2 separate regions of the Homo sapiens genome follow, and region 1 is linked to region 2. Evidence: chromatin loops called from intact Hi-C (ENCODE). Cell type or tissue: GM12878. All regions are shown on one strand. Links, peaks and the distances in the headings refer to the core of each region. The heading gives the core; the rest is flanking DNA.

Region 1 (16,558 bases), core at 5,440-13,439, 160 kb before region 2:
CACCAATTTACTCTTCACTGACAATGTTAAAAGAAAATGATTTATGCAGATCAATCATCTCGCTCATCAAGTCCTACCCTGACAGCCAGCCTTCATCATTGCTATTTAAAAGGCACTGCTGACAGAAAAGACCGACTCTTTGATTAAGGGTCCTGTCTGGCTAACCTTTTATTTGAAGAATGATTGCCGCTGAGTGACAAATACTTTTCCATTCATTTCAAGGCAAAGATATTGACATTCAAATTCTTGATGGCTACACTGAGCAGATGCCACTGTTGGCAAGAGGCATGAGAGCAACAGCAGGTACTCCACGGCTTTGGGGGCAAGGGAAAAAGAATAAAACTAAAACACATGCACGCCGGCGCTGGCTAAAGGTTCTCAACAAGTGAAAGTTGCGGGTCTTTCAGCCAGATCCTCTTTCTTCAACAGTCAGCAAAGGGCATCTGCTTGCAGTTTCGCCCCGGTCTCCATCTCACAAGTGCCTGGCTTTATGTTGACTCTACTTGGAACTGCACCGGCAGCGAGGACTAGAAGTCAAAAGAAGCTCAGAACATGCCATTCCCAACCCAAGGGAAAAACATCTCTCTGTCCGGAATTGCAGCACCCTGGCCGACCTCAGGCTGAAAGTACCGGCCTCCTTTCCGCTTCACAGGATGTTAAGTGACTCAATATAAAGTGGAAGAAGCCGGTGAAAAATCACCCATAAAAAACAAAACAGAAATATTCCATCCCATCTGCTAAAGAGGAAGAAGAAAAAATAATAATAAAAGGAAGAGGTAAGATTGACAAATAGAGTTAGCAAAAAAGACAAACTGAACTTATTTTAAAAAGGTGGTTTTTCTAATTCATTTCAGGTGAATTTAGACCTTGGTCAGCATCACACACACACACCCCCACACACAAACACTGCATTCATATCCTCACAGCAGGATTATTTTGCTTGTTTTTATTTCTTAAATGCAAAATATTACCTTAAAGGAAAGTGAGAAAATTATGGATTAAGGAAGGCTATTTGTGACAAAGGCCATCACAAAGCCTCAAGATTAATCATTTCCAGGAACAAAATGAAAATACCTCAGCAGGTCATCAACAATTCCTTTTAAATCTTGCCGAGATGCAATGTTGGTTCTCACATGCTTCACAAAGGAAAGGGTATCCGAAAAGCTGTAGCTGTGATCCTCGAACACATTCCCCACAGAGGGAGAGGCAGGAGATAGCCAAGACACAGCCAGAACCTTCTCCCCATCACCCCAGGGCCAAACAGGTGACCAGGGCTTCAGAGAGAGAGAAAACCTGGGTGTGAATCCAATCTCTACTACTCATCAGCTGGGGGATTTGAAACAAGTTACCACCTCAATTCTCTGTGATCTCATCTGCAAAATGGGAGTGGTGAGATTGACCTCGCAGAATTAGTTATGAATATTAAAGAATAGAAACTAAATAAAGCAACTTTCCCTTACCTAAACCTCTTTTTTCCTCCTTTCTTCTCCTCTTCTCCTCTTTGCTCACTAGTTTGCATGTGAATCGAATCATCCATGAGGGGTATCAGCAAAAAGATTTACAGTTATAGCCTCGCTTCCCTCACTGTGTTACAATGAGAACAAATAAGATAATGTTCGCATTAAAGCACTTTATAAATCTTAAATCAATACAGAAATGTTTGCTGTTGTTATTGTTGTTCTCCACAAACGGTATACTCTAACCCATTTTGATCTTTTTCCTCATTTATTTCTCCCATCTATATTTCTCATGGTGAATAATAAATCAATAACCAATTAATTAGTCAATAATCATAATATCATCTCCATTCCTGAGAACTACTAGTGGTTGTTTCTGCAGCTGTCTGAAAGGAGTCCCTGGGAGAAATGATGTTTCTTCTATAACAAAAATGTATCGGAGGTTATTATGAGCCAGGCACTGGGACAAAGAGGTGAATGAAAAATGCAAAATTCAGTCAAGTGAGGCAAACAGAAAAATAAAGAAATGATTTCAATATTGCTGCACCATATAAGTTAAATACAAAGGCCAATGAGGAGGTCAATGAGGAAAGGTATGACTACCTGGGGCAATCAGGGAAGATTCTGCTACAGTGATATCAAGGCAAGTCTTCACAAGGTGGAAAAGGAAGAGTGGGTCACTTCGGAGAAAGAGGATGCCAGGTGCAAAGGCATGGAGGCTCAAGACAGATCACCATGCTCTGGCAGGGACAAGGGGGAAGTTCCAATCATACTAAAGAGTTAAGACTTATTCCTTTAGGTAATGGCAAGTTTGAGCTTGAAATTGCTATCATACAGCCTATGGTTTCAAACATGCCCCTGATGAAAGGCAGGACACAACAACACTTGCTGGGTACCCACACAGTGCTAGCAACTGGAGACACACAGATGAGCAAAACTATCCTGACACACTCCCAGGAAGGGGAGCCAGGGAGACTCGCCTGCTCTCAAGCAACCTCTGAGCAGCTGCCCAGTGAGGGGCAATGAGACCCCACTGGCCCTAGTACTTGTGCCTTCTTGTTTGGCCTCAGAACCTGCATGTCATCCCCAGTCTGTTGGGGTGGGTTCTTGCTTTTTTGCTTGACCCTCCTCTTGCATTTCTATGGACTCTGATGTCAACTATGGATAGCTCACATTCACCTTCAGAGCCATGTCCTCCAGCTATTGCTGTCCTGCTTTGACCTGCAGTGATCCTGTGGTCTCCCTGATGGCTCCTGAAAGCATCTCTGTCAGCAGGGAGATCTATATTCCAGGTCTCTATCCCTTACTCTTGGTACTGTACCCAAAGTACAAGGGTGAACATGTGTTCACCAAATCCTGTTTCACTCTCCTTCTCCTGGGCACACAGATGGCAACATTTGACATTCTCCCTCACAGTTGGTTTGAGTTCTAGTCAATATAGCAAAAAAGGGATGTGAGTCACTTCACAGTATAGATCTCCCATACTAGCTACTATAGCCATGACAATAAATGCAATGACTTAAAACAACAGAAATTTATTCTTTCACTTTTATGGGTACAAGGAATCTAAAATCCAGTGTCAGTAGGGTCACATCCCCTCCAAAGGCCCTAGGGGAGAATCTCTCCCTGGCTCTTCCAATTCCTGGTGGCTCCGGCTTAACCATCTTGCCACAGCATCACTCCAATCTCTTCCTATCTTCATATGGCCTTCTTCCCTCTGTGTGTCTCTGTGTCTAGATCTCCTCCTTTCTCTTACAAAGTCACCAGTTTTTGGATCTAGGGTCCACTCTAAATCCAGTATGATTTCATCTCGAGATCCTTAAGTAACTATATCTGCAAAGAATCTATTTCCAAATCAGGTCACACTCTTAGGTTCCAGGTAGACATAAATTTGTAGGGCTGGGGGGGTCACTATTCAATTCACTCCCCCTCCCATGCAACCTTGGAGGTCTCATGATCCAGAAGGTACAGCCACAAGATGCCAGAGCCTTCATCCAGCCAGATCCCTGAGTCACTACAAGAAGCCAGGCTCCCTCAACACCAACCCTCACTGGGCCTATAAGGTGAGCAAGAAACGAAGCCTTGTGGTGTTAAGCCACTGAGATTTCAGGGTTAATTTGTTACAACAGCAGAGCCTAGCCTGGCTTGGCTACCACTCCAAGCATGATGCCCTAGCTCTGCAATTCCAGTACTGTTTATGGGCCCAGGGCTAGCATGCAGTATTTTTATTTGGCTTCAATTTCTGCTCAAAAGCCCTTTTAGGTTGCTCTTGCTGAATGTCCCAGGAATTTCTCCCAGAGCTTTGCTTGGCTTGGACATGACTTTGGGAGGTTTCTTGTTTTTCCTGGGTAGTGTAATTAGGCTTTTGCTGATAATATCACTGTTTTCTCTACTGGTCCCAGAGGAGAATGTGGTGGCCAATGGTAGTTATTTCTTGCTTTTATTGGGGTGGGGGAGAGGGGCAAAAGGGGTCAAATATAAATGTTTTCTAGCTTAATTCATCCAAAACTGAAATGAGAAAAACAGTAGCTAGTGTCCCTTTCTTACAGAAGTGAAAAGAGCACAAGATTTTAGAGTCATGCTGACTTGTGTAAAAATTTCTCAGCTCTGCAAACTTAATGGCTATGATACTTTAAAATATTACTTATTATCACAGAACCCTAGCTCTCCTACCTTTACAAAAGAACCATTTAATACCACCTATTCCAGAGGCTAGCTGGGAGGATTAAATGATACTAGACATACATCTAGCTGGGTGCTCTGATCACAGTCATTCCCAGATAAATGTGAACTTCCCTTATTCCTACAAATAGGCCAATTTATTCCTACTTGGATCCCTTCCCTTCTGGCCCAAGGTAATAGCTAAGTTCTTGTGAAACCATGACCTTCAGCACTGGTCTCAACCCTCTCCAAGGCAGAAAGCACTTCTGCCTTTTCTCTAGTTCATCCTTTTAGATACTGCTAGTCTATTCCTTGGAAATAGTGACAAGATAGTGAATAAACTGACTAATCTCTTTAACCAGGTGAGTGTTGCTCTTAAATATTTCATGAGAGTTCATTTTGATTTTCCAGTTTCATTGAAAGTTCTCTAAAGGTAGGAGTTATGTCTGATCCTACTTCTGTAAACCCCACAGCAGGCAGCACCATGCCAAGCTGACCACAGGTGCCTCCCCCATCCTCATTGATTGACTACAGAGAAAGCAGAGAATGAAAAGTTTCCATGATTAAGACAGGATCTGGCCTCCAATAACATGGATGTTCACAATTAACGGGCAAGTATCAGTGAGCTAGGAATACTCACAGAGCAGGGGGAAGGTGGCAGAAGTTGAAATACTTAAAAAATAGACGGACAAGGCCAGGCATGGTGGCTCATGTCTGTAATCCCAGCACTTTGGGAGGATGAGGTCAGAGGATCACTTGAGGCCAGGAGTTCGAGATCATCTTGGCCAACATGGTGGAACCCCGTCCCTACTAAAAATACAAAAATTATCTGGGCATGGTGGCGTGCACCTGTAGTCCCACCTACTCAGGGGGCTGAGGCAGGAGAATCACCAGAACCCAGGAGGCAGAGGTTGCAGTGAGCCAAGATCACGTCACTGTACTCCAGCCTAGGTGACAGAGTGAGACCCTGTCTCAAAAAAAAGAAAGAAAGAAATAGATGGACAAGAGGGAAGATTCATCTCTACTCTGGGGCTAGGGTGGATCTCCCCAGAAATGAATCAGATTATAGTGTGTTTACTGTTCCCTCCCCTGCTGGGCCAGTTAAACTTACTCTTATAATTGTGTGAATATATAAATTATACATTATACATCATATAGCATATATGTGCATTATATATAACTATTCACTATCTGTGTTATATATAAATATATATTTATAGCACCTGCTTTGTGCTGGACACTATCCTATATATTAAGTCACATAGCCTTCATCATGACCACAACATGTGTTCCACTGTTACTACCATCTTACAAGGAGGAAACAAACCCAGAGAAACCTGCCCCAAATCACAGAACTAGTGAGTGGCAAGACCAGGATTCAGATCCCGGCAGCCTGGCTAAGGCCAGCACTCTTAACCGCTAGACCACAATGCCTCTCAAGTGGGAGCTGGGAGTGAAGTGAAAAAGTAGGTCCCCAGTCAGGAGGGTACCCAGCAGAGGTGGCTCACACACCTAAACAGATTCTGAAGACATAGCCCTTCAACAAAAGCAGCTTGTTGCAGAAGCAGGAGACTGCTCTGCCAGGCACAGATGCCATGGGACAGCTCTGTCTGAGAAAAGAGCTAGTGGCAACCCATGTTAGCAATAACAGGAGCCAGACTGAAGCAGCCCCCAAAAGGCTACCTTTGGTCTGAGATGGGACCAACCCACAATTAACACCCTGAATAGCAGCAGTATGTGATGGCCCAGAGACACACAGCTCTGGGAGATTGAAGACAAAGGAAATGGAAGGGGCTGGGGGAGGTTCCAGAAAGCCTTGTTGGGTCTGCTTTGAGCTTCACATCTTTAATGTTCAAACTGCTGGGGGCAAGAGACAGCCAGCTTTCCCACCAGCCCTGCACAGCTCGGCAGCCTGTACTCTGCACTTGTTTACCATCACTGAATAAATCATTTCCGTCTCCCCCAGCCTTGGCCCTGCTCCCTTACAAACAGAGTAAACCCGGCTCCCCACTCAAGGTTGCCATCAAAAGCAGAGGGCACCAGCTTTCCCTCCCCGGCTCTGCAGCCCTCATGGGCAATGCCCCCTCCTCGCTCCTTAAGCATATCAGAATGAGCAATATTTGACTGTTGATTCTTTCATCTCTGCAGCTTTGAAAACCTCAAACGTCATATCGGATCTACAACAAAGAGCAGGGACTTCAGGGGTTGACAGCACGGCCATAATTAAAGACAACCATCAGTGAGCTGCCATGTTAAACAATGCCACGTTATAGCTGCTCCAAAACCAACTGTTTACCTTTCAGACATTTCTGTGGAAAGGTTTAAACAGGTGCGGTTTAAATTGTTTTCATAAAAGATATGCAAACAGGAGATAGGAACTTTTCTTCTCTCTAAGACAGGGTAAAATGTACAGCATGCAATTCCCTTGCTAATAGTGTCCAATTGATTTACTTAGGGGAACCAATCTCTGGTAACTGATACAAATATGAATCCCAAAATAGCACTGAAAATATTACAGGGATACAGCCAAACATGGAATGGGAAATAATCCCCAAATTTCCATCTTAAGTTCCTTCTGGCCCATGAACCTCAGTTTCCCCCTTTGTAAAATAAGAAGGCTGCATTTCAAGCTTATGTTGGCATGCAGAACTCTTTTTCCAAATCAAGTCCAACAAATAGTACAGGAAAACCTAGTGGTTTCTGAGAGTGGATCAGGGTCCCTTCTTCCTCCAATATGCCCCCAGATGATTTCTAGAACCTTGCGAACTACTGGACTGAATCATCTCTGTGAGTTCTTCCAGGACCCAAATTCTCAAGTTCTCGAGAGAAAAAGCAGCAATAGCAGCAGTTGTAAAAGGCTTTCTCCATCATTGGTCCACAATGCTTTCCTCAGTGTTCAGCATCTAAGTGGCACTGAATGAATGTGGTTCTGAGTTGATCAATAATAAAGGAAGTTGTAAATAGCTTCTTCTCTGCTTCTCCTTGAGTTTGGGGTAAGGTTAATTAATATCAACAGCAAAGGGAAAGAGGCAGATATTAAAGCAAATTATAGTAGCCTCATGGTTTGCTAACTAAACTCCTCAAGCTGGGTATTCATAGCAGGCTCAGTGTCCTGGCCCCCAGGTCTGAGGCAAACAGAGGAGTGTGCTCTCTACACTTTTCTTCTGCCTCAGAATCTTAAGTCAGCATCCCCAAGGCCTGCACTTGTCATGTTTCCAGGTCTACCTCTACGCTGGAGATCTCTAGAGGTTTTGGAGCTCCTTGAAAGTAAGACTGTGAAAAGACAGCCAGGAACATTGCTACCTTGGACAATGCCATAAGAATTGAGGTGGGAACAAGAAGACTGCTCTGTGGAGCCACCAAGAGATTCCTTTGGAGTAGCTCAAACAGAGACTCCTCAGTGGGATGTGGGAGGTTTCCCCACGCACAAGAGCTGCTTACATCCTCATTACATATGACTCACACATGTTCGGGGGACCACTGGACCAGGATCATACTGACTGTGGTTAAGTCCCCACATGGGACATCATGACCCATTATGTTGACCACTAGTGGAATTTTCCAATACCTGAGGATACAACACTGTTAGAATCAATGCAATAAGCTGTCGCTCATTTCTTTGCAAGCTGAAAACCTATTTATAAAAGGAAGCCGGGCACAGTTGTGCATGCCTGTAGTCCCAGCTACTGGAGAGGTTGATGCAAGAGGATTGCTTGAGCTCAGGAGTTTGAGGCTGTAGTGTGCTGTGGTTGCACCTATGAATAGCTGTTACACTCCAGCCTGGGCAACATAGCAAGACCCCATCTCAAAAAAACAGATTTATAAGAGGAAAATCTCCAATGCTTGTTTGAGTCAGACCAAAAGAATTGCAAAGGCTAAATCTGACCTCTTCCTATAAAAATAACATGGAGAATCCTTGTGTGGACAGGCCTAACCTTCTTGATAGGCCCCTCTCAGGAAGGCCCCACAAAATCTACAGTGGAAGAACAATCCACTTCTGTGAAGGAAAAGTTAATGGCCAGTTGGTTTCAATTGACTAGGACAGAGCTAAGTGAATGTAGATAAACCACTTCCCGACTGAGGCTAGGCCAGGGGATCCTCCCCCACACCTCCCACCGCTGATATCATTCTTGAAAGCCTTGTTTCCTTCCAGCCTGGAAAGCTCCATTTTGGAAACAATGACCCTTTATGGAGAGCTTTCATCCCTGCTTAAGTTCTAAAAATCAAAGAGCCAATATGTCTAAGCTGCCCTCAAGGATCTGGGAAAACTGCCGTGGGTACGTTGTTATTTAGTGGTAATATCTTATTTAACTTGTCAGTTGTCTTGCTGTTTTCAGAATGAAACCAGATATAAATAAAGCAAAAAAAAAAGTGTTTGAGATAGGCTACTGATCACTAGTTTATTTTTTGAGTTGAGAAGCCACACAGTTTTCCAAGCATGGTTACATTATGGTAATATGCTTTGTCATAAATCTACTATATCCTTCTGCTTGTCTATAAAACAGTCTGCTCCTCATCGTTCTCAACTTGGCCTGCATACAGAACTTTTAACTTAAAATATCTAACAATATGTCATATCCACCAGATACATGACAGCTATTTCTAAGATACATAATATTATTAATTATTTTTGAATTTAACTGAACTGTTATGAATCCAAAAAGTATAAAAATGACATTTAGCCATCAACAGTTCTTGAAACATTATACACACAAAGAAGAAATACTAACAAGTCCTACAGTACTCATAATTTCAAAATTATACCCTTTGAAGCCAAAATGACATTAAGAGAAACAAAAAGGATGTAAGAACTTAAAAATAAAAATGTAATGCTTGAAAATATTAAACTTGTCTTCAGATAAAAATTAAGTGTGAGATAAATTATTTTTTATGTTTGCAGAACTGTCAAACAATGTGCTGTCTCCTTAAACTATTTAAAGAAATAGGGCTGGAGTGTGTGGAGAGGATCTGGAAGACATAAATGACACTGAGAGGATGAGCAAGAAGACTGACTTCCATTTACTCTGATTCACTTAGCATGTACTGAACACCTACCATGTACTCATACTATGCTGTGTATCATGGCGGATTAAAAGAATGATACAGACTAAGCCTTAAAGGAACTTACAGACTCAGTGAGGACATGAGAAACACACAAGATGTGAATATAATGAAACACAACTACCTTTGATTAAATGCCCAAATAAAAGCTCTGGTAAGTAATGTGAGCATTAGAGCAGGAAGAACTCAACGTGGGCCAGGATAGTTGAGGAAGCTCCATTAGGAGCTAGAATTTCAGCTGGATCTTGAAGACTGACTCATATTCAGAAAGATATAAAGAAGGCCAGAGGGAACTGACAAGAGGGGAGGCAGAGTAAACAGTGACCCAAAGGCTGGAACAAATATTACTCACTGGGCGAAGTGTGAGCTGAAATGAGTGAGTGGCCTCACCGCAGGCCTAGACCTCAGGTGACCCACAACTCAAGGACGTGGAAAACATTCATCATTCATCTGTCTCCCTCTTCCCACATGTTTCTCATAGACAGCTTCATTGGCGTCCCCCAGGGGCTCGGAGTTCTGGGGCTCCCAGTGTCCCCTCTCACCAGACCTGCTCCACTGGACCCACACAGGAACCCCCTAGATTCACCACCATGAGTCACAAACTTCCTTCCCCAGCTCCAAGGGCTGTGCTTTCTTTAAGAACCCATCAAATTGCTCAGAACTGGGAGTGGTCAATCCCTTCACCTAGTTAACATACTACAATCTTTCCATTGCAGCCTCTCTGTGCTAACCTGAGATCAGTGGTTCTCAACCAGGGGTGACTTTGACCCAGAGGGACATTTGGCAATGTCTGGAGACATTTTTAATTGTCACAAAGGATGTGTTACTGGTACCTAGTGAGTAGAAGCTAGGGATGCTGTGATACATCCTTCAACATATGAGACAGTCCCCCATAACAAACAATTTTCTACCTAAAATGTCAACAGTGGCAAGGTCGCAGTGGAATGAATATAGACATTCACGATACTTTTCTGAACAAATTTATTTTAACAAGATGGAGAGCTTTCCTTTTTCTTTTGTATTTTTCTTAAATTTTACTCAAATCCATTCACTTTCAGAAGGTGTACACCCAAATTCCAAGAAGCTTCCCAGGGCAAGCTGGGATGATCCATACATCCCTGATTAATCTGCCCCCCCCCATCCCACCCCCCCCAAAAAATAAGAATAGTGCCCTGAGGGGCAGGGCACTCTGGCTATGAAATGTGCTCTAGTCCTGCAAATGACCAATATATACCTAAACCTAACTAGAAATGACAGGATATTGAAAGCCAGTACATTTTGTACCTTTTGGGCCCTTCCACAGCAAGACGCACTTTAGGTACTTACATTTTAATAGGGAAGAACCTCATTACCCAAATATTTGCTATTCGAGCACTTTCAGTTTTGAATTTGCATAAGGAAACAAAGTCATCATAACTATTCATTAGCGAATTGACCGGTTCCCACTCAAACTTCTCTTCCAAGTAGCATTCATCCCTGATCCTTGTATCAACAATTTAGGCCCATCTGATGGTCAAATGTTACATAAGCCTCTGGTGCAAAGCAACTGCAAAATGAAACCGAAACTTCTGCAAAAGATGTGGCGTTTCACGAACTCAACTGAAGTGACAGAGAAATGCTCAAATTACACCCAAAACCATTGATCCTATGCCCTTAGGCCAACTGAAAAAGCAAAAATCAAGTCAATAACAACATTTTATAAGACTGACTTAAATACTGAAGGATTAAGAAAGGCCCTCATAAAATTGATAAAGTCCTAATTTTACAAAAATAAACAACTTTAATGATTGCACAATAAAAGCAAACATGAAGTAAAAGATATATGGTGCCAGCGTGTAATTCTGTCATTAACACTTATGGAGAAAAATTAAATTAATAGTTGAATTGCTTTTCTGAGAATTAGAGCATAGCTGCAGCTACAACTGAAAATGTTTTTGATACCAAATATTTTTATCCTTTTGGGTTTCAGCTTGCAAGATTAAATTCCAAACTTTTTTTTTCTAGATTTACTATTACATACTGCTTTCCATGTAAGTTGCTTTGCTTTAGCTGATCTTTTCCAGTACTAATTGCCTTCCTACCATGGGCCTCCCCCTGAAAACTCTGACCACCTGAAGCAACCACAGAGCTGCAAGACGGGCTGAATCCCTCTCCCAGTCTCAGCTTCTTGCCCAACCTGCCTTTCCCACACCTGGTGATTCAAGCCCTGTGCCACACCCTTCTTCACAAAACCCCCCCACCTCTGTCTGACTGCCACACCTGATTCTCAAAAAGTAGGAACTGGAAGGTATAAGGAAAGTCTGAAAGCAGAAACAGAAGGCCATCCAAGATCCATACTCAAATCTCATCTCTCTCAGAGCAAAATTCCAACTCCTAAGCAGAGCCCACCAGGCCCTGACCAACCTGGCTCCTGCTTCCTGACTTCAACCTCACCTTAAAGCTCTTTCAGCCTCATCACCCCTCTCACTCACCAGCCACACTGACCTCCTCTGGTCCTCAAACTCGCCAGGCTTTTTCACACTTTGCAGCACTGGCAAGGGCAGTGCCCTCTCTCGGGAATGTTCCTCCCCAGGTCTTTCCATTCTGATTCACGCGCCTCAGCATAAATGTCCTCTCTTGCAATGACTTTTCTTACTAGCCTATGTAAAGTGCCCTCAATAATCTACATATACTTAGTAGGTGTTAAAGAACTCTTGGCTAAATGGATGACTAGATAAAAAAAAAAAATGCATGGATGGAAGGAAGGAGGGAAGGAGGGAGGGAGTGAACCTGTGTAGAGTGAGCCAATATCTGCTGTCAATAGCCATTATCCCCTACGGCCATTTTCCAAGCAATTGTTTCTCTCCCTTGGATCATTTGAGACTGAATCAGTGAATCCAGAGCTAGGCAGGGAAGAGCCTGATTAAGGTCACCACACCAACCCCCAGGGACAGTTCCCTATCATCCATTTTCTCATGCTTTGTGTCAAGTCTTATTTCCAGCCCCTCCAGTGGCAAGGCGTCTATTACCTCCCCACGGACACGTCTACACACTCGCCCCATTGTGAAATTTGTCCTGATTTTCCCAGCCTAAATTCCTCTCTGCTTAACTTCACCCCATTACTCACAGCTATCTCCCTCTGGACTACAGCAAATGACAACTCCATAGAACTCACTTTCTCCTCCTGGCTTCCCACAAGTTCCCAATTCAGCTTCCTATTCCTTGATGAAATAGCGTGGCATGAGACCCGAGCAAGGAGAGTTTCCACAAATGTTCTGAATTAGAACTTGGTCACCAGCAGCCTCACTTCACCCACCCATCTCTCTTCCATCCATCATTCTCTTGCCCCACCCCACCCTCGGCCTCCACAAGGCCAATATGGTTTTATTTTCCAATTACACAATTCTTTCAAAATATAGTTCTGTGCTTGAATATTCACAAAAAGTTTCTGGAAGACAACAAAAGAAGCTGTTAGTGATGGTGGCCTCTGGGAAAAGAACTGCTATAGGGAAGAAGGCTTACTTTTGGCTGACTGTTTAATGCTATTGGCATTTTTAACTGTGTGCATATACAACTTTTTAAAAATTATGGTGAAATACATATTACATAAAATGTATCATAGTAACCACTTTTAAGTATGCAGTTCAGTAGTATTAAGTATATTCATACTGTTGTGCAACCATTACCACCATACATGAAACTTTTTCAACTGTAAGTTTTTAAATTAATTCTTTTTTAAGAGACAGGGTCTCACTCAGACACCCAGGCTGGAGTGCAGTGGTGAGATCAGAACTCAATGCCACCTCAAACTCCCAGGCACAAGGGATCCTCCTGCCTCAGCCTTCAGAGTAGCTGGGGCTACACGTGTGTACCACCATGTCCAGCTAATTTTTTTATTTTTTGTAAAGATGGTGTCTTGCCATCTTGCCCAGGCTGGTCTCAAACTCCCAGGATCCTCCTTCCTCAGCGATCCTCCTGCCTCAGCCTCCCAAAGTTCTGGGATTACCAGCTTGAACCATCACACCCAACCTAAAATAATTTTTTTTTGAGACAGAGTCTAGCTCTGTCATCCAGGCTGGAGTGCAGTGGTGCACTCTTGGCTCACTGCAACCTCCACCTTGCCAGTTCAAGCCATTCTCGTGCCTCAGCTTCCCAAGTAGCTGGGATTACAGACATGTGCCACCATGCCAAGCTGATATTTGTATTTTTAGTAGAGATGGGGTTTCACCATATTGGCCAGTTCTTGATCAAGCGGCTACACAAGACAAGAACAGGAATGAGGATGCCATGCCTGGCATAAGCAATCGAAAACAAATAACAATGTTGCTTAGCCAATTTTGATATGTTAAAATTTTTTTAAAATAAGGTAACAGATACTTGATACAAATTTTAAAAATAAGGGGAGAAAACGAATGAAATATAAAAAAATAAAATAAATTAACACACCTTTACCACCACCCCCACCATACTTATAATAATGATGGACCAAAATAAGTATGTATGTTTGCATTCACACATAGAAACAAGACATCTTAACAAAACAGAATTATGGCTATCACAGCAGTTTGCAAAAAAATTATTAGCCTTATTGCTACAAAAGTGGTTTGAATAGGAGCATTCCAGCTGTTAAATGTGATCATCAGAACACTGCCAATTTTCTCGGCCACATAGTCTTTTTGTGCAGTGTAGAACATGTTGCAATTAAGAGATTTTCACACTTCTTAATAATTCTCAGATTTGGAAGATTTTTCTTGTGGCAACCCAAGTGATAGTATCATACTCGGCTCCTTTTATGTAATTTTATAACTTGCTGGAAGTGACAAAGACTGCACATACAAAGATGGTGATTTTGTGTGTCTCCGGTAGCTGTCCTCAGAGTTAAACTTCTCCAATCTGACAGCATGAAGGCTGAAGCAAACCTCTGATTGCAATTTCTGAAATCAAAACACTCTCTCGAATCTCACAGGCTTCATAGGACATGTACACTTTGCCCGTCTCTGATGGGTTCCAGCTCCCATTATGTCTGACTTCTCCTTGGAGTAAGTGCTCTTTCAACACTGATATCTCACATCTGAATTGCAGGCCCTGGCCAAATCAAGAAAAGCTAGATGTCTGAAACAGGAGATGTCTAGGTGACCAGTTATATTTAGTTATTCAAAAACAATCCTAAAGCATTTTTACTTTGCACCTCAATTATATTTGTTCCAATTCTCTCTCTGTCACACACACAGACTCACATACAATCCCATTGTACTATATAACACAGTTACTTTTTATACTAAAGAACCACAAAGAGCCACCTGGCTATCAGAGTCAAGTACTCTGCCATGATGTAACAGTAGTCTTTTCCAGGTTAAGCAAAGTATATTAATATAACAGAAGCTGGGACTGAAAGACCGCATTTGGAGAAAAGGAACAAGACCCAGAAAAATACCAATGTGTCTGATGCTACCTGGAGACTCGGAAAATGGTAAGTGAGCTGAAATGAAACATAACACCATAGTGAAAAGAATAAAATACTACACTAGGATCTGAAATACTTACATTCAAATCCCAACTACAGTATTCACCAGCTGGCTTTCTTTCCTTAACTAAGTTATAACCTGAAAGTTCCCTTACCCATAAACATGGGGTGATTATTACCCATCTGATGTACAAGGTTCTTATGGGAATAAAATAGATAATGCACAGCAAAGAAATTACTAAGGACATTTCTACAATAATGTGTCCCTTTTCTCTCCTATAGTGGTCCTTCCCATAAAGTCCATCAATGAAGGAGAATGGGCTGCCTAATAATAATGCCAATCCAACTTCTGGGAGTGCCACGATGCCAGTGCCAGGACAATCAGGTGCCGTACTGGATTCCCATGGCTGTTACAACAAATGGGCACAAAATTGGTGGCTTAAAACAACAAAAATTCATTTCCCCACAGTCCTGGAGACTAGAAGTCTGAAATCAGTGCCTCTGGAATATATTATCTCCAGAGGCTGTAGGGGACAATCTGACCCTTGCCTTTTCCAGCTCCTGCTGCCTGCAGCATTCCTTGACTTGTGGCTGCATCACCACAGTCTCCAAGGCCAGCCCCTTCACATCTGGTCTATCTTTACATCACTTTCTTTGCCATGTCTCGGTCAAATTTCCCTCTGCCTCTCTCAGAAGGATCTATGTGATTACATTTAGGACCTTCCAAGAGAATCTTTCCAGCCCAAGATCGTTAACTTAATCACATTTGCGAATACATTGCCAGGTTAGGTAACACTTACTGTTCCAGGGGTTAGGACCTGACCTCTTTTCGGGGGGCATTTTTAGCCTACCATCAGTACCAAAGACACAAAGTCATATATATCAGAAGACTCTAATCAAATAGCTTTTTAAAATTTCAAATTATCCCTTGAAGTAGAAATCACGTTAAGTTTTCTGGCATAATTTACATTAGCAGATGAATGAATGACAGTCTTCACCGACAGCACTAAGACTGCCATTAAATGGACAGGAATTTCACTCAAGGGAAAAAAATCAGAAAGGTTAGCTTCCAAGGATGCATTAGCAGGTAGGTGGGAATCAAGACACAGCAGGAACAAGGCATTAGAAAACTTATGCAGCCAACAAACATATGAAAAAAAGCTCATCATCACTGGTCATTAGAGAAATGCAAATGAAAACCACAATGAGATACTATCTCACGCCAGTTAGAATGGTGATCATTAAAAAGTCTGGAAACAACAGATGCTGGTGAGGATGTGGAGAAATAGGAATGCTTTTACACTGTTGGTAGGAGTGTAAATTAGTTCTAGCATTGTGGAAGACAGTGTGGCCATTCCTCAAGGATCTAGAACCAGAAATACAATTTGACCCAGCAATCCCATTGCTGGGTATATAACCAAAGGATTATAAATCATCCTACTATAAAGATACATGCACACATATGTTTATTGCAGCAATATTTACAATAGCAAAGACTTGAAACCAACACAAATGCCCATCAATAATAGACTGGATAAAGAAAACGTGGTACATATACACCATGGAATATTATACAGCCATAAAAAAGGATGAATTAATGTCCTTTTAAGGGACATGGATGAAGCTGGAAACCATCATCCTCAGCAAACTAACACAGGAACAGAAAACCAAACACTGCATGTTCTCATTCATAAGTGGGAGTTGAACAAGGAGAACACATGGACACAGGGAGGGTAACATCACACACCGGGGCCCGTCTTGGAATGGGGGAAAGGGGAGGGAGGGCATTAGGACAAATACCTAATGCATGCGGGGCTTAAAACCTAGATGATGGGTTGATAGGTATAGCAAACCACCATGACACATGTGTGCCTATGTAACAAACCTGCACATTCAGCACATGTATCCCAGAACTTAAAGTAAAATTTAAAATTTT
Region 2 (16,558 bases), core at 5,080-13,079:
TGCTGGCATTTTTCTAAATAGCAGTTCACTAAATCAATATTATTCACTTGGTATTTTTAAAAGCAGTGTATCTTAATAATTACACAGCATTAGAGTAGGCAATAATTTTACTTGCTAAGCATATTAAATTTAGCAAACCATCAGTCAAATAGTTTGTTCTTTCTCAGAATGGGTAAGCAGTGAGTGAGTTTGGAATCATGTTCCTTTGGTATAAATGTCACATAGAGTTTAAGAATGCGTCTGTGACTCCCTAAGCCAGCCCAGCACTATATATCTTTATTAGTTTCAGTGGTCAATGCAGTGACCAGTTGTTTATTCTCATTACTCAAGACAAGGTGAGCTACTTGGTAGTGACTGCAATCACAGCTAAAAACATATGACTTTGCAGAAAGTAAAAACGGTAGATAAGGCTACATGCACAATGGCCCAGATGCCTGCTCAAAAGGGGGATTGGAGGAAATAGGAGAAAGAAGATAATTACACACACACACACCATTTTGTGCACATGGACATCTGATCTGTCTTGATCCTCTTATCTTTGGGGTATCATATTTTTTCACTGTTCTTAATTCATTATAAAACACCATTAATTTCATATTTCCCCCATCTTTGTCTATGTCTGAATTTATTTTCAACTTCACAGAAAATGCCTTAAGAATCTTCTCTCTTCTTATACCATCATCTCTAAATACATTCCCCTAAAAAAATTAAATGCACACATGTATGCATACACACAGCTACCTTTTCAGCCAATTTATTCACTGTATAAACCCAAAGCAGGTGAATTGCGCCTGAGCTGTAGGCAATTGCCAACACTATCAAGTCACTATTTGATTTATGCATTTAAAGATACTGAGGCCCCCGGATTATGTGTTTCAGAGAAATGGCTAAAACCCCTTCACAGTTATAGTGGTGAGAGGCAGAGAGAGTCGAAAATCAGCAAGTAACACTCAATCTGCTCAGAAGAATAATAGCCCACACCTTCATCTTCCTCATTTTATCTTTCTACTAGAGACAGCCCAGACTTGTTCTATGGAACCTGGGAGAGACCACATCAGATCAGGGTCCCAGCAGAACCTCAGAGCAGTGTCCCCTCAATCTAATACAGTCAAAGTCTAAGCCACGCTCAAAGGTGGCTCAGAGAGCTCACAAACCCAAGAATTGTCTGGATGAACTGCTGTGCCCAGGACATATAAACACCAGTGGTTCATAGGCCTCCCCCTCTTGCTCCCCACAGACCTGTTTCCACCACCAGGAGACGGCAATTCTCTGGTATGTGCCCAGTGACTGCCAAGGGACACACGAAGCAACACTGGGCACAGTAGCTTATCCAGGAATGGAAAAGGAATAGCTTCCTGGGAGACTGAGAATGGGGAGGAAAAAGTCATTCATTCCAATCCACCAACAGAATATTTTTTGATTACCTACTCTGTGCTGAGCACTGCATGAGACTTTGTGGAGAAAGAAGTACAAAGGCAGGCACACACATGTGTGGAAAAGGATAACCACAAAGTCCAAAGTGAAGTTCAAAATAGCAATAGGAAGCAGCACAATTTGCAACTGCAAAAATACAGAACCAGCCCAAATGCCCATCAATCAATGAGTGGATAAAGAAAATGTGGTGTGTGTGTGGGTGTGTGGGTGTGTGTGTGTGTGTGTGTGTGTGTAATGGAATACTACTCAGCCATAAAAAGGAACGAAATAATGGTATTTGCAGCAACCTGGATGGAATTGGAGACTATTATTCTAAGTGAAGTAACTCAGGAATGGAAAACCAAACATCGTATGTTCTCACTCATATGTGGGAGCTAAGCTACGAGGACACAAAGGCATAAGAATGATACATTAGACTTTGGGGACACGGGGGAAATGGTGAAGGCGGTGAGGGATAAAAGACTACACACTGGGCACAGTGTACACTGTTCAGGTGATGTGTGCACCAAAATCTCAGAAATCACCACCAAAGAACTTATTCATGTAACAAAACACCACCTGTTGGCCAAAAACCTATTGAAATAAAAAAGTTAAAAATTAAAAAAGCAAAAACAAAATGGCAATAGAATAGAGACCACAAAGTCATAAGAATTAATTGCCAAATGTAATACCCACCCTGCCATTATTACAGGAGTAACTCACAGTCACTAAGATGGGGCACTTAGGGAAGAATTTACAAAGAAGATGGATTTGAACCAGGTCTTGAAAAGCAAGTCAAAATTGGAGTGATGGAGTGTGACAAGTCACATTGCTTAAAAGGAAAGGGAAGTCCATTCAAAGTGAGCAAGACTGTATATACCAAAGACCAGAGGAGTGAGATCACAAGGCATCAACCTCCAAGAACCACTTCTGCACAACCAGGATCATGCATTAGGGCACATGAAATAATACTAACCTAAAATGACTGCTGTAGAAGCCCAACCCCCAGCCAAAACCCACAGCAGAACCAATAACAATCAGCCAGCTCCTAAACCTGAGACCTATCTACATACACCTAGGTTATCAAGGCTGATATTTTTTAATGAAATGTTCTGTCTACATCACAAATTTTAAATGAAAGTGTGTTCAGTTTTTGCATACATGCCTGAATTGTACAACTTTTATTCCATAACAGGTACATCTCTTTCAATATTTTGCTTTTCTGATACTGTTAATCAAGATTAAAGTAAGCTAAAAAGGGACTGGCCTCCCTGATGAAAACATGACCAGGCCTGGTCTGTGAATGTTCCAACTGTCCTTCCAGGGAGCAGGCAGTGTGCACTCTCAGGCTGTGCATTTTGGAGGGCCTGTTCGCAGTGTGCTTGCCCAGGACTCTTGCTGGCTGCCTTGGTAGCAGACTCTGCACCCAAGATGAGTGTGGATGACACAACATGGTAGGAAAGCTGGGCTAATGCTTTTAGGACCAAGCATGACTAAAGAAAGATAAGAAATTGAGCATCATAAAATGACTGAATGCACTGTGCTAGGCCCTTGAACATACACTGCTACATTTACAGATGAGGACACTAAGACTGAAATTAAGCAATTTGCACACAAGGGTCACACGGCTATGACCAGAGTGCAGTCTGGCTATGACCAGAGTACAGTTTGCAGAGGCCAACTGTAAACCCAGATCTACCAAACCCTGAAGTAAACGCTGCCTCCCCACAGCTTGTACTTCAAGGAGAGTTGCTGTCTCACAGTGAGCCAGTGTGTAGGATGGGATCATCTTCAGAAGAGAGAGACTGCGATGCTGAAGAAACGTTCAGAGAAAATGAGCTAGAAATACAGGTTGGGAGATGAACACTACACCATGGGTATTTTTCTCTCAGTCTCAGCCCAAAAATAGAACCTTTGGGGCTTTGTGTGTTTGCCCTTCACCCTAGAGCATGTATCCTCTAACATAGCAATGAACTACAACTGCTGACACTGATTAAAATCAGCAGTGTGTACTGCAAACCTACTCACGGGCTATGAATGACAAACTCTGGGAGGGAAATTTCCCTAAGATCTGCAGGTAGCTTCCCCTTGAGAGTATCCAGCAGATACACAAAGGAACAGTACTCTAAACAGGACAACAGGATAGGGGGTATAGACATACATACAGTTGACCCTTGAACAACATGGGTTTCAACTTCATGGGTCCACTTGTACATGGATTTTCTTCCACCTCTGCCACCCCTGAAACACCAAGACCTCCTCTTCCTCCTCCTTCTCCTCAGCCTACTCAATGTGAAGATGACAAGGATAAAGACCTTCATGACAGTCTACTTCCACTTAAGAGTAAATATATTTTCGGCCGGGTGCAGTGGCTTACACCTGTAATCCCAGCACTTTGGGAGGCCGAGGTGGGCAGATCACGAGGTCAGGAGATCAAGACCAACCTGGCTAACACGGTGAAACCCCGTCTCTACTAAAAATACAAAAAAATAAAAAATAAAAAATTAGCCAGGAGTGGTGGCACGCACCTGTAGTCCCAGCTACTTGGGAGGCTGAGGCAGGAGAATTGCTTGAACCTGGGAGGCAAAGGCAAAGGTTGCAGTAAGCCAAGATCATGCCATTGCACTCCAGCCAGGGCAACAAGAGTGAAATTCCATCTCAAAAAAAAAAAAAAAAGAGTAAATAATTTTCTCTTCCTTATGATTTCCTTAATTTCTTTTTTCTAGCTTACTATTTATAAGAACACAGTATATAATATATATACAAAATATATGTTAATCTACTGTTTATGTTATTGGTAAGGCTTCTGGTCAAAATTAGGCTATTAGTAGTTAGGTTTTGAGTCAAAGTTTATGTTAATTTTATTAGATGTGACTACACAGGGGAGTCAGTGCCCCTGACCCCCACATTGTTCAAGAGTCAAATATATATATATATATATAATATATATGGTTGATATATATATAGTTAATATATATATGGTTGATATATATATAGTTTATATATATAGTTGGTATACATATATAGTTGATATATATATAGTCTGATATATATATATATATATATATATAGAGAGAGAGAGAGAGAGAGAGAGAGAGTCTGGTAAAGACAACTACATAAGGATAGGTGCTTACTATGAGGAAAAAAGTAAGAAAAGAAAGAACTAAAGAGAATGGATGTTGGAAGTAAATTTTTCCATCACTTTTACAGTGTTATTTTGTAATGAATAGCATCTTCATAAGTCTGTAATTACTTACAAAGAGAAGAAAATGCCAACTTAGAGTCAGGACAGATGCAGAAAAATGTTAAACAACAATACAGCAGGTGAACTGCATCATAAGACAGCAATACAAGAGCAGTTTCAAGTCAGTCTATGATTAATTCCCAAAGAATATCCCTTAGATGAGTACAGTGTGTTGATATTCACAAAGCTTCTCTACATTCATCACTTCATCCTGTCTTCCTAGGAGAGAGGAAAGATGTTTATTCTCAAAGTTCTCATCTTCTAGCCAAGGCGACAAAGGCCTAGCGAGGTTGATTTGCCCAAGGTCAGTCTTCTGTAGCGCCAGGTCTCCTACTGCTTACTCCACCCTAGTGACTTCTCTTCCAAAGGAGCAGAGGCTCAGACATGGATAGATTGTGGTGTGAGGCTTTATGGAGGAAACAGAAATGGTGCTTGACCTCAAGAACTGCAAAAGACTGAGGGAGAAAGGAACCCATGGGGCAATCCAGGGAGATGGAGCAGTCCTGAAAAATGAGCAAGAACAAGTTGTGACTGTGAGGTGATGCAATGGTTTGGCTGGAGCAGAGTGTGTAGACAGAGAAGTAGCAAGAGAGAAGTCCAGAAAGAAAAGACAGAGGGGAGCAGTGAGTGCCAAACTAAAAAGATTACTTGGTTCTACTAGTCGGTGGGAGCCACTGAATGTTTCATGAGAAGGAGAGCAGCATAATAAAAGCAGTGCACTGAGAATACAAATTACTTCATCAGAGTGCAGATTTACAAAACGACTTAACATAGAAGGGGACACTCAAACATTCTGAGTTGGCCAAATTCTCCCAATAAGAGTGAGACACAAGCTGCCACCATGTACTCCCAACCAGCCATTTGCTAAATGATAAGAGCACACTCCTTCCACTTAGAGGTTGTAAATGGGAAACCTTGGCAGCCGTCCCTATGTGCCCTTATGCTGCCACTTGGGCCTCCCTGGGCTTCTCATTCCCATTGCACTGTCCCATCCAGAACTGTCCAAGATCTGGATCTTACCTGAATGCCTCATATCTAAATGCACATACGCCTTGGAGGTGACTACAGTTTATCTGATAAAGTAGCTCCAGCCAAGGCCACAATAGCTGCTAAAGCTACAGAGTGCCTTTTTCCCAAATGCACACTTTCATAGAAACCATCTGGACCTTAATCCAGTGGTTCCCAAGCACTGAGGCCAACTTAGGTCATCCCTAGCCAGTGACTTTAAGGTTTTGTCTTTATGATAGTCTACTTCCACTTACTAGTAAATACATTTTCTATTTGAAACCACTGAAACTGCAAAGAGGAAAACAGGAATTTCAGACACCCTGGCAGAGAGAATCTGGTGATATATTCTAGCCTTTCTAAATCCCTTCAAATCAAACCATACAAGAAGTGCTCTATGGAGTCTTAGCACTATGGGTCAGGTGTTCAGATTTCACCAATGTCATGCTACAAAGCTACTGATTCACATATATACAACTGTCTTCATAAAGATTGCATAAAACCAAATTTTGAGATAACTCAGACACAACCTACACTGAAATTAGCTTTGCTGTATTATCAGAAAATAGTCAAACATAGTAAAGAAGATAATACAAAACATGTTTAAAGTTCTAAGAGAAGCTCTATGTACATACCAGGCATACCATTTAACTCATAGACTCCAATTATCTGGGGTGGAGATTAACAATTTTTGGTCATCTGGGTACCACATCACAATTTTTGCCATATCTCTATAGCAGCTGTACTATTATGTACTTAATATTTTTTCCTTTAATTGATTTACTTTTCCTGTTGATATGGTTTGGCTATGTCCCCACCCAACTCTCACCTTGAATTGCAATAATCCCCATATGTCAAGGGCGGAGCCAGGTGGAGATAATTGAATCAAATAAACACCACCACCACCACTACTACTACTACTGCTGCTGCTGCTGCTGCTGCTGCTGCTGCTGCTACTGCTGCTACTGCTACTATTACTGTTCTCATGGTAGTGAATAAGTCTCATAAAATCTGATGATTTTGTAAATGGGAGTTCCCCTGCACAGCCTGCCTTGCCTGCTGCCATGTAAGACGTGTCTTATATCCCCTTTGCCTTCCGCCATGACTGTGAGCCCTCCCCACCCATGTGGAACTCTGAGTCCATTAAGCCTCTTTTCCTTTATAAATTAAAGAAACAGTCTCTGGTATTTCTTTATTAGCATCATGAGAACAGACTAATATACCTATTAATTCAGAAATTAAAATATGAAAGTCACAGTCATAAATCGATAGCCAACATTATTTAACAAACACAAATTTTAAAAGTCCATTCAGTATACTGCCTAAAATCATTTCCTGTGACACCCATTATCCGGCACTTTGGGAAACACTGATCCAAAGCCAACCATCTCATCTGACAGAAGGAAATGGAGTTCAGAGACATAAAGTAATTTGACTAAGGTTACACAGCCTTGAAGTCAAAGGACCATTAACTCTGCTCTCCTGGTTCCTTGCTCATTAATGTTTTTTCCAATACCATGACTATTCAATGGATGTATTAATAGCATATCACAGCCATATTTCCATTAGAATAAGTACTCTACTCAACAATATTTAGGGATTCTAGTTCAAATAATTGTGCTCATATCTGGGAGTAATTAAGGATTTTTTCCTTTTAAATGCAGCTGTCATACAGACTTTTCATCAGGTTGAGTATTCCTAATCTGAAAAACCCAAATCTGAAATACCCTAAAATCCAAAAATTTTTGAGCACCAATTTGATGCTCAAAAGAAATGTTTATTGGAGCATTTTGGATTTCGGATTTTCACATTAGGGATGCTCAACTGGTAAGTATAATGCAAACATTCCAAAATCAAAAATAAATTAAAAATCAAAAACACTTCTGGTCCCAAGCACTTTGGATAAGGGCTACTCAACCTGTATGTGGTCTTGTTTTGATGTTGGCTGTCACATTTTACAAAACACTATGGGTATTTTTAAAGACATTAGTATCTTGAGCAGTCAGATATCACACATAATGACTCAGTTATGATTTGTCATTGAGAGCTAGAAAACCACTGCAGTCTTCAAGGTCTCTTTCCTCAAGCCCAAGTCTTTAATTAGCAGAGATGAGAGAAAGGACAATGGCCACATCCTTCGTTAAACACCAAGAGTCACCCAAGTTGACTGGGCAGAGTCAACTGATCATAAGCCATGGCTGTTCTTGAAATGCCCCACTTAGCAGTGAGGGAGTCCCCAAGACATGGTCTAGGCTTGGTGAGCACCTAACTCCATCTCCCCAGGGAGAAGCCAGCCTCCTCTTTTCCAGCCACTGAACACAGATGTTCCACAATGGGCACATGCCTCCTATCTTGCTGGTGTCCTCAGGTTATAACAAGGATATCCAGTCCAGGATTCCAAAAGAGAAGGAAAAAAAAAAAACAAACACCACTGATATCCACAAAACCTCCTTGTATATTAAACAGTGCATCATGAGTAACACAGCTATTATTCAGTGCATGCATCACAACTGTGTGCCCATGTTGTGTTGTCAGATAAATATATAAACACAGGGACTGAAGTGCCCCCTCTCCTCTCCACCATCCCTTCTAGGAAGAGGAAAGGAAGTTGGGCTGGGATAGAGGAGCAGAGAGATAGCAGGAGAGCAGGGAGATTCTGGAGGCAGAATGAGAGGGGAGAAAAAGAGTACTGGGGTTTCTTTCTTCCCTTTTCTTCCCTAGTCTGTGGCATGAAAAAACAATGGCTTTTCTGAGGCACTGTGCAGACAAGGCAGCTCTGAAAAAAACTAATGGCCGTGATTAATGACAATGGGCTGGAGGAGAGTGGGGACACAGCCGCCACATACATCATCCCTTCCCGTCAGTCTCTGCTCCTCCCTGCCCCTCTTCCTCCTACCAGCAAGGCATTATAAAAACGTCTTATCTGCTCTGGATGCTTATTTTAAAGCTGAAATCACAGCCAGACCTCCACCCAAAAGAAAAACAAAGAGTGAGAAAGAATGGCCAGAAAAGGATGGTGCTAGAGGAAAGTAAGAGAGGGAAGAGTGAGAAAGAACGAGAGAGGGAGAGAGACAAAGGGGTGATAGGGTGAACAAGAAAATGGCATGTAAAATAACTATAAGATATTCCAGGAGAAAATGTGCAGGCTGTAATCATTCAAGATTTCAGCAACTTGACTCCTCACATGCTGAAGCCACATTTTCAAGGTCTTATCTGCCATATGGTTCCCTGTTTGGATGATTTATTAGGTGCAGAAAGCATACTGATAAATTTTACTGCATTTCCCTGAATAGGCAACCTATGGTGTCAATAACAAAGCTCAGGCGGCTTTAATGAAAACTGCAAGCACCAAAGGGTAACCATTTATTTATGAGTCGCTATAGTATTACTAGGACAAAATTTATCTTCCCTTCTCACGTACTCTGTAGAAACCGAATCTGGTCAAAGTAACAGAGATCACATCCATATGTCAGTGGTTTGCTAACATCTCCCCTGCACGAAACACTGGCTGTTGCTCTGGAGAAATTGTTTGGTGACCCATTTTGCATAAGAAATCTTGTTTTTGTGAAAAAACAAGATGAAACCTGGAGAACTCTGCAAACACCATACCATTAGCAATCACACCTAAAGGTGCTGCAGAATCCTCTTGGTTTTCTTTACCTAGAAAATGAGACAGCTGCCCCAGGGGTAGGGATGAAAAAAGCGAGAGTGATGTGCAGATAAGGAGGACAGAGATTTAGAGATACTGTCTGATCCATAAATATTTTAAGTGTACCAGTCCACACAACAATGTTCCCCTCCATCCTCTCCGTTTCTTAGGACACCACTCATTGCCTGGTCTCCACCCCTATCCCTCACTGCCCCTAAAATGCCTCTTTTCTTGGCTAGTAGCTATCTGCAAGTCTGATGTATGTGTTATTTTTATAACAGAGAAACAATCCAACTTTTTAAAACTCCAAAGGCAGCAAAACTAATGACCAAACTCAGGAGGAAGTGGGGGGGATTGTGGAAGAAAAGAGGAAGAAAGCCAGATAGTGCTCTTACTGTTTAATCCTGAGCCACAGTTAACTGCTACAAAAAAAAAAAAATTGGCAAGGTTTTCAAGTCTACAGTTTTCCCCACTGTGTAACATGCCTGTCCTGAGTGAAGACAGCCTTGCCCAGGAACGTCAAAAGAAGGAAGGATAAAGAAGAAGTTCAACCACAATAGCATACGTTTGAGTAATGCTCTTAGCACAGCAAACCAACGAAAGCAATAGCAAAGTTGAAAGGCTGGGCCAAGTCTTTTGACATGAGCAAAATCTCAACCTTCCATTTTTTTTTCCCCACCAAAGTTAATACTTTGAAAAATGTCTCCACTAGATTATTTTACCCAGGTTTTTTTTTTCATTTTACACTTTATTTTACACAGTTTTTTCCTTGTTCTGCATCAATATTTTCTCTAATACTTTCACAGTGAGAGGGCATGAAAATCTGTGCTTATCAGTTCTTATCCACACTATTGCCTCTCTAAATCCACTACTCAAAAATATATTTTTATATATTTATATATACAAATATATAAATATATAAATAAAATAAGTAAATAAATAAGCAAACTCTTTGGAAATCAGAACAAAAATAACATTTTATAAAAGCCTCTTTCCACATCATACATAATAAACAAAAGTCATCTTGATCAGTTCAATTACTGACATTGCTGCTTTTAAAATCTGCTTAGTAAAATGGCATCAATTAAAGTTTAATGTCTTATAAAAGATCATTCAAGTATTATAGTAGAATTAAGAGGAAATAGGTACTGCTTGGGATCTGGCTATATTTTTAGAGTTTCTCAACCAGAGAGATTTATAAGAATATTCATTATTGCCTAGATTGCTTTCAATTCAGCCACTAGTTTATTAAAAGAGGTAGGCTAAAGGGCCCAGCACGGTTCAGAGCACATTCAACCAGCTGCATTTTCAGTTTGCTAAATATTTCAACTAGTCTTCAAAGGCACTGCATAAGTAAAACCTCGCACTTATTTTTCTACACACTTCTCCTCTTAATTTTTAACCCCCTGGGTATTTCCAAAGGAAATCTAATCCACATAAGTCATTCGTACCTAGCCCACACTAAATGGCATTTGAATGAGTTATATTGTTCTAGAAACCCCATTCACCTTTTCTGTTGGCCTTTTATTCTCTGGAGGTCCCAGTCTGGGGCAAATCAACAAAACTGAACCTTAAGGCAGCAGAGGGAACTGGGGAATAGGAGAAGGGGACCAAAAAAGTATCAACAGGGAGGACACCCAGCCAGGGGCTCCAGGGCAAGAGGAAATCTCCTTTTGCAGGCCTGATACACAGGACCAAGTCGAACAGTTGTTCAGGTTGTGCACTAGCTGACGGCATTTGGCCAAAAGGACAGGTGGAGACTGAAATCCAACCTATACTGTGCTTGCCAAGCTCAATTTCTGGCCAGGGGTTACATCCACCCAGAGAAGGGGAGCACATTTCTCTACTTCTCCCAGAAGCACTGTATGGGCTAGCTGCTGATAAAGTCATGTTAAGAAAACAGAAGTAAGCCAGTCACAAAAGGACAAAAGTCCTGTATGCATCCATTCATATGAGATAACTTAGAGTAGTCAAACTCACAGAGACAGGAAGTGGAATGGAGGCTGCCTGGGGCTGAGGGGAGGAGGGGAGTGGGGAAATAGCAAGTGGCTATTTAATGGGTATGGAGTTTTGGCTTGAGAAGATGAAAACAGTTCTGGAGATGGATGGTTGTAACGGTTACACAGCAATGTGAATGCGGGTAATGCCACAGAGCTGTACACTTAAAAATAGTTTGAATGGTAAATTTTATTACAATAAAAAGGAAATGAAACCAGAGTCAAGCACTGGCAGCTACACACCCACTGTGGACTCCGATCAAGGTCCTGCTCACAGATCGACTTTACAAGCCCATGCCATTGTCCAACAACTGAGAGTAGATCAGGGCTGCACTTGCCTCCACAAACGCCCAGCTACACAGGACCTGTCCAGATCATCACTCCTAATGCCTACCTTCTGCCTCCAAAGGACACCAAAGAGGCAGGGCTTCTCTCTAGGGGTCCTTGCCCCTCTCACCCTGTGCTCCCCCTGTCTGAGTGCCCCACCAGCTCCAGCCTCTGCAGCAGCCTTCCCTGTCCCCAACCTCATACCACCCCAAACCCTGTAAGAGTAGAGGCATGCTGTCACCCAAGTCCACCTCCCCTCAGCAGAATAGTTCATTACTCCACACACATTAAGTTTCCACCAGAACAAGGCCAACTCAGGAAAAAGAAAAATTTACGACTCCCATCATTTGGAATTTGCGGTAAAATTTAGCCTACGTTGGGCCAAAGAAAGGGTTTGCTATGAAAGCTCACAATGTAAACAAGACTTGAGGGAAAAACATTCATACAAAGAGAATAAATGATTCTTAAAGGTTTCAGTTCAACAATACATTTTAGGGAACATGTATTGCCTATTATAAAGACATTAAAGAAAATACATTGTGTCAGGACTGGGGAACCTGGGCCTGCCTCTGCCACCCGAACATGGGCCAGTCCCATAAAGTCTCTGGCCATGATCACAGTTCCCTCATCCATGGAGTTGGACAGAGACTCTCTAAGGTCCTTCTGGCCACGATGAGACTATAAAATTAATATACTGTACTTTGTATATTTACATACATGAGTGTATGTGTGGTGTGTGTGTGTATGTGGGGGTGTGGTATGTGTTTGTCTATGTGGTGTCAGGGAGTGCTGTGTGTACATGTGGGGTGTAGGGAAGTATGAGGAGGAATGGTGTGTATGTTGTATGTGGGGGTGTATGATGTGTGTGGGGTGTGTGTTTGTGGTGAGGGATGTGGGAGGTGTGGTGTGTGTCTGTGTCTACATGAGTATTAATGAGGACTACTTCTCAATAGAAAGAATTTGCCAGTTATTTCAAAATATTTTCTATACTTAAAAGTGATAAAGCTGGAACTAAATAGTGGTGACAGTTGCACCACCTTGTGAATGTACTAAATGCCACTGAATCATGGCACTTTCAAATGGTTACAATGGCAAATTTTATGTTACATGTATCCTATCACAATTTTTTAAGTGATAAAGCTGTATTTCTTTTTTAAAAAATTAAGTATGTTCACCAGTTCGGAAGCTGTAATTTACCCAGTTTGTCCAAGTTAGCAGGATTTTGCAGTCCTAGAATATACTATACACTCCACCTAGAAAAGCTTCTAGTGTAGGTCTGAGATCTTTGGGATGTGCCACACTTGGGCCAAGTCCTGGAGACTGGGCATTCTTTCCCTTATTGGGCCAATAAAGTCTAACAGCCTCTTCTTCTCACTAGGGAGACTACATCCCTGCCTACTGAAGACCTTCTGGGCAAAAAGGGTGACTGTGGATGCCTGCTCCCACAACAGGACCACACAGAGCACGCATATCGCAGCCTGGTTCCACCTGAGGCTCACATCATGCTCTGTAATTGCAAGACTCATCATAGCACACACTCAGGGCTTCTCAGCTCGCCCAGGCTAGGGCTCCTTCCAATGCACTACACCTGTCCACAATGCTTACCACCTGGCAAAGTATTTTATTCTAATTTTGCAACTTTTTAAGAAAATGAAATGCTTACATCAACTTAATCAATTTTCTTAAAAGGGGAAAGATGCTGAATTCGCCCAAGATGCCACATTTACTCCTTCTAGAAGTAGGTGCTGGAGAGCAGAGATTGACCACTAGGAAGGCCAATGGACAATGGTATGGCCACAGATATTGTTCAAATGAAGCTCATTGGTGATTATTTCTTAAACGTCACTTTCAAAAACTAGAGTTTTAAGTTCCAATTAATTGCCATTGACAAGAACCCCAGTACTTGACACTTCACTCATGAACAGCCCTACAAATTAACAGTGTGGGTGTGGGTGTCTTTACAAAGCCCATTTCCAAGCAGCGGCCTCAAAGCTTCATACCAAGCCTCCTCAGGGAGTTTTTCTTTGGAGCCTCCTGTTTCTAATACTTTGGGCTTGATTCCTTGATTCTAACCCCACCTCCCAACCTAGAGAGTGCTGGCTGCATGCTAGCACAACCCTGAATGCTAATGACCTCAAGGGCAGCTAGTGTTCAGTTAGGTGCTGTGCAAGCTCCATTGTGGCCCGTGAACAAACTAGGGAGAGCTGATGAGAAGATGTACACTCTTTGAGAGTACGTGCAGGTGACGAGAGTGAGTATAGTGAAGGGTCACTGCACCAGACAAACTGTTGGTCGTGTTGAAGTTCTCTGGAGACCAAGGCTTGGAATGTGGCCCTTGATCAAGACAGGTGACCCAGGCAGAGACAGTAACCAAAAAGGGATTCTTTGGAAGAAACAGTGAACAGAGAGGAGCTAGACCCTGGTGTGAAGTGCAAACATGATCTGACTCATCAGCCTTATCCTCACTTAAAGGGTTATGCCCCCCACTTCACAGTTGCAGGCTCACAATATACCACTGCTTCCCAAACTAACCAACTCTGGATCTGTGTATAGCAGATGCAAAATAAACTTGTGGCCTTGTATGGCTCTTGGGTTTTGTTATTGTCAATATATACAATTTATATATATTTAAGGTATACAACATGATGCTTTAATATACATGTACATTAGTGAACTGAACATTATAGTCAAACTAATTAATGTAGTCTTCTCTTCACATAGTTACCATTTTTTGTGTGTGGTGGGAACACTTAAGATCTACTCTCTTAGCAAATTCCTAGTATACAGTGGTATATTATTAACTATAGTCACATGCTGTACATTTAGGTCTCCAGAACTTATTACATCCTACATAACTGAAACTTTGTACCCTTTGACCAACAACCTTCCCATTTCCCTGGCCCCCCATCCCCTGGTAACAACCATTCTAGTCTCTGCTTCTATGTGGTTGACTATTTTAGATTCCACATATAAGTGAGATCATGCAGTAGTCTTCTAAGTCTGGTTTATGTCACCATGTTCTCCAGGTTCATCCATGTTGCAAATGGCAGGACACCCTTCTTTTTTTAAGGTGGAATAATATTGCTTTGTGTATGTGTGTGTATATATATATATATATATACACACACTACAATTTTTGATCCAGTCATCCATCAATGGACACTTAGGTTGTTTCCCTCTCTTGGTTATCTGGGTATATATCTGATGGAAATAAAATCAGTATCTCAAAGAGATATCTGCACTCCCATGCTCATGGCAGCATTATTCACAATAGCTAGGATATGGACAATGGATTTTTAACCACTCCAGGCAACCACTTCATGTTTGGATACCTAACAGAAGCAACCAGAGAGCTGGTTAAAAATAGAAAATCTTGGGCTCCAAAAAAAAAAAAAAAAAAAAAAAAACCACTGAATCAAAATCTCCAGGAGTGGGGCCTAGGAATCACAATTTTTTAAAGTTCCTTGGGTGGTTCCAGTGCAGCCAGTCATTTGGAAATCACTAAGTCACCTCACTTGCTTGCACATGAGGAATGAAGACAGTGCTGTTGTTACAAAACCAAAACAAGGCAGTGATTCTCCCTTAAAAAGAAAAAGATGCTCATCTGTAATGCTTTAGCATTTGTTTACAGATAATTAAATGTGGAGGAAAAGAAGGTTAGGACCTGAGAAAATCATGTGTTAAAAACTAAAAGTGGAAGGGCCCACTATAAATTAGAGCACTACAAAATTATCACCTGTATCAATAGAAAAATATAGTTCAATATAAGAACATCCAAAGAAATACAGTATTACATGAAATGGCTTCCCATCTGTAGTAGCTTTAACATAACAGAATTAAGACAACAAATCTGCTGAGGGGAAAATATCATGTAGGTCAATTTTATTCATTCGAATCTAACAGACTAGAAATTTGAAGAAATTTTAACAAGCATTTACTTTCCTATCGTATGTCAAGAAAGGCCTTGTTCATAAATACAAGATAGGAAAGACTTTCAGAAGATAGTTAAAACTCAAGAGGACTGTTCTGAAATGTCTTGATCACTTTGGAAGTAACCATTTCTCTAACATTTTGTAATAAAATGCCAAGTATTTTTAACTAGTCATTAAAACTGTTCCGGGAATTTCTATTGTAGACTTTGATATCTAATTCAAGTGGCTGCATAAATTTGGAAGCTACAAAATCAATTTTCCATAAAATATCATTTGGGCTTCACTAATCCAAACTGGCCTCCTTCCTAATTAGGTTGAATTCATGGGATTTTATTGTAATGCACTGCCAAATCAAATTGTTAAAACTGGGAACTTTGTGCTATTTTGGATTATCATAACATCCTTTCCCTCCATTAGCAGGGATGGCCAGAGGTTGCTAATACAATAAATGTTTAATGGATGGCAACACTGTCCCTTGCCCCCAGAAATAGAGATACAGACATAAAAATACCCTCAGATCTGTTTGTATCCATGCTTTCTGCCTTCTCTCTTGCTTGTGGCAAACAGTGAATTTTCCCAATATAAAGAGACATGCCAATCGACTTACTCAAGCCAAAGGTAAACAGAAAAGAAGTGAGAAGAAAGGGATGAAAAAACACTGCGGCAGCTCTGGGAGACATAGTCTTCTGTGCCAAGAGACCATCACCTCCTATAAATGTCCCCAGTCCTTTAACATTTGAAATAGAAAGGTGCAGTGGAAATGCAGGCTTCTGGAAGGGCACCAATAGAGCCCATGTAGCCCGGAATGGACTCTGCCCTTAACTAGAAACTGGGAGTCAGTGAGAAAATAGAACCTCGGTTCTAAAAATAGCCCACTTATTTTCATTTCTGGTTTCAATACCTTCACTGCACCTTTGTTTTAAAGGCATTACAGGAGTTCTGACATTTTCTTTCCATTTCTGAATCAACAGAGAAGAAATTCAGCTACATG

The links. Hi-C counts contacts between places; a loop is a spot of excess contacts. Peaks named below come from ENCODE experiments on the same cell type or tissue, not always from the same donor. Only the 100,000 strongest peaks of a DNase experiment are listed, where the experiment ranks them.
Region 1: it touches region 2 in a loop (2.8-fold over the local background); 1 of 110 quality-filtered maps calls a loop at or near these places.

The regions. Positions count from the first base shown.
Region 1 is chr10:75,766,630-75,783,187 of GRCh38, reverse strand. The region is part of intron 2 of LRMDA (leucine rich melanocyte differentiation associated); the gene reads right to left. Among named protein-coding and RNA genes, the nearest start is that of MIR606, 220 kb to the right of the region's middle. RefSeq lists an enhancer at 8,123-8,417. In GM12878, for the core only: no CTCF peak of the experiment used is centred there; a DNase peak (open chromatin) is centred at 9,577.
Region 2 is chr10:75,606,309-75,622,866 of GRCh38, reverse strand. The region is part of intron 2 of LRMDA (leucine rich melanocyte differentiation associated); the gene reads right to left. Among named protein-coding and RNA genes, the nearest start is that of MIR606, 62 kb to the right of the region's middle. In GM12878, for the core only: no CTCF peak of the experiment used is centred there; DNase peaks (open chromatin) are centred at 9,136, 9,816, 10,766, 11,406 and 2 weaker places; H3K27ac peaks cover 2,115 bases.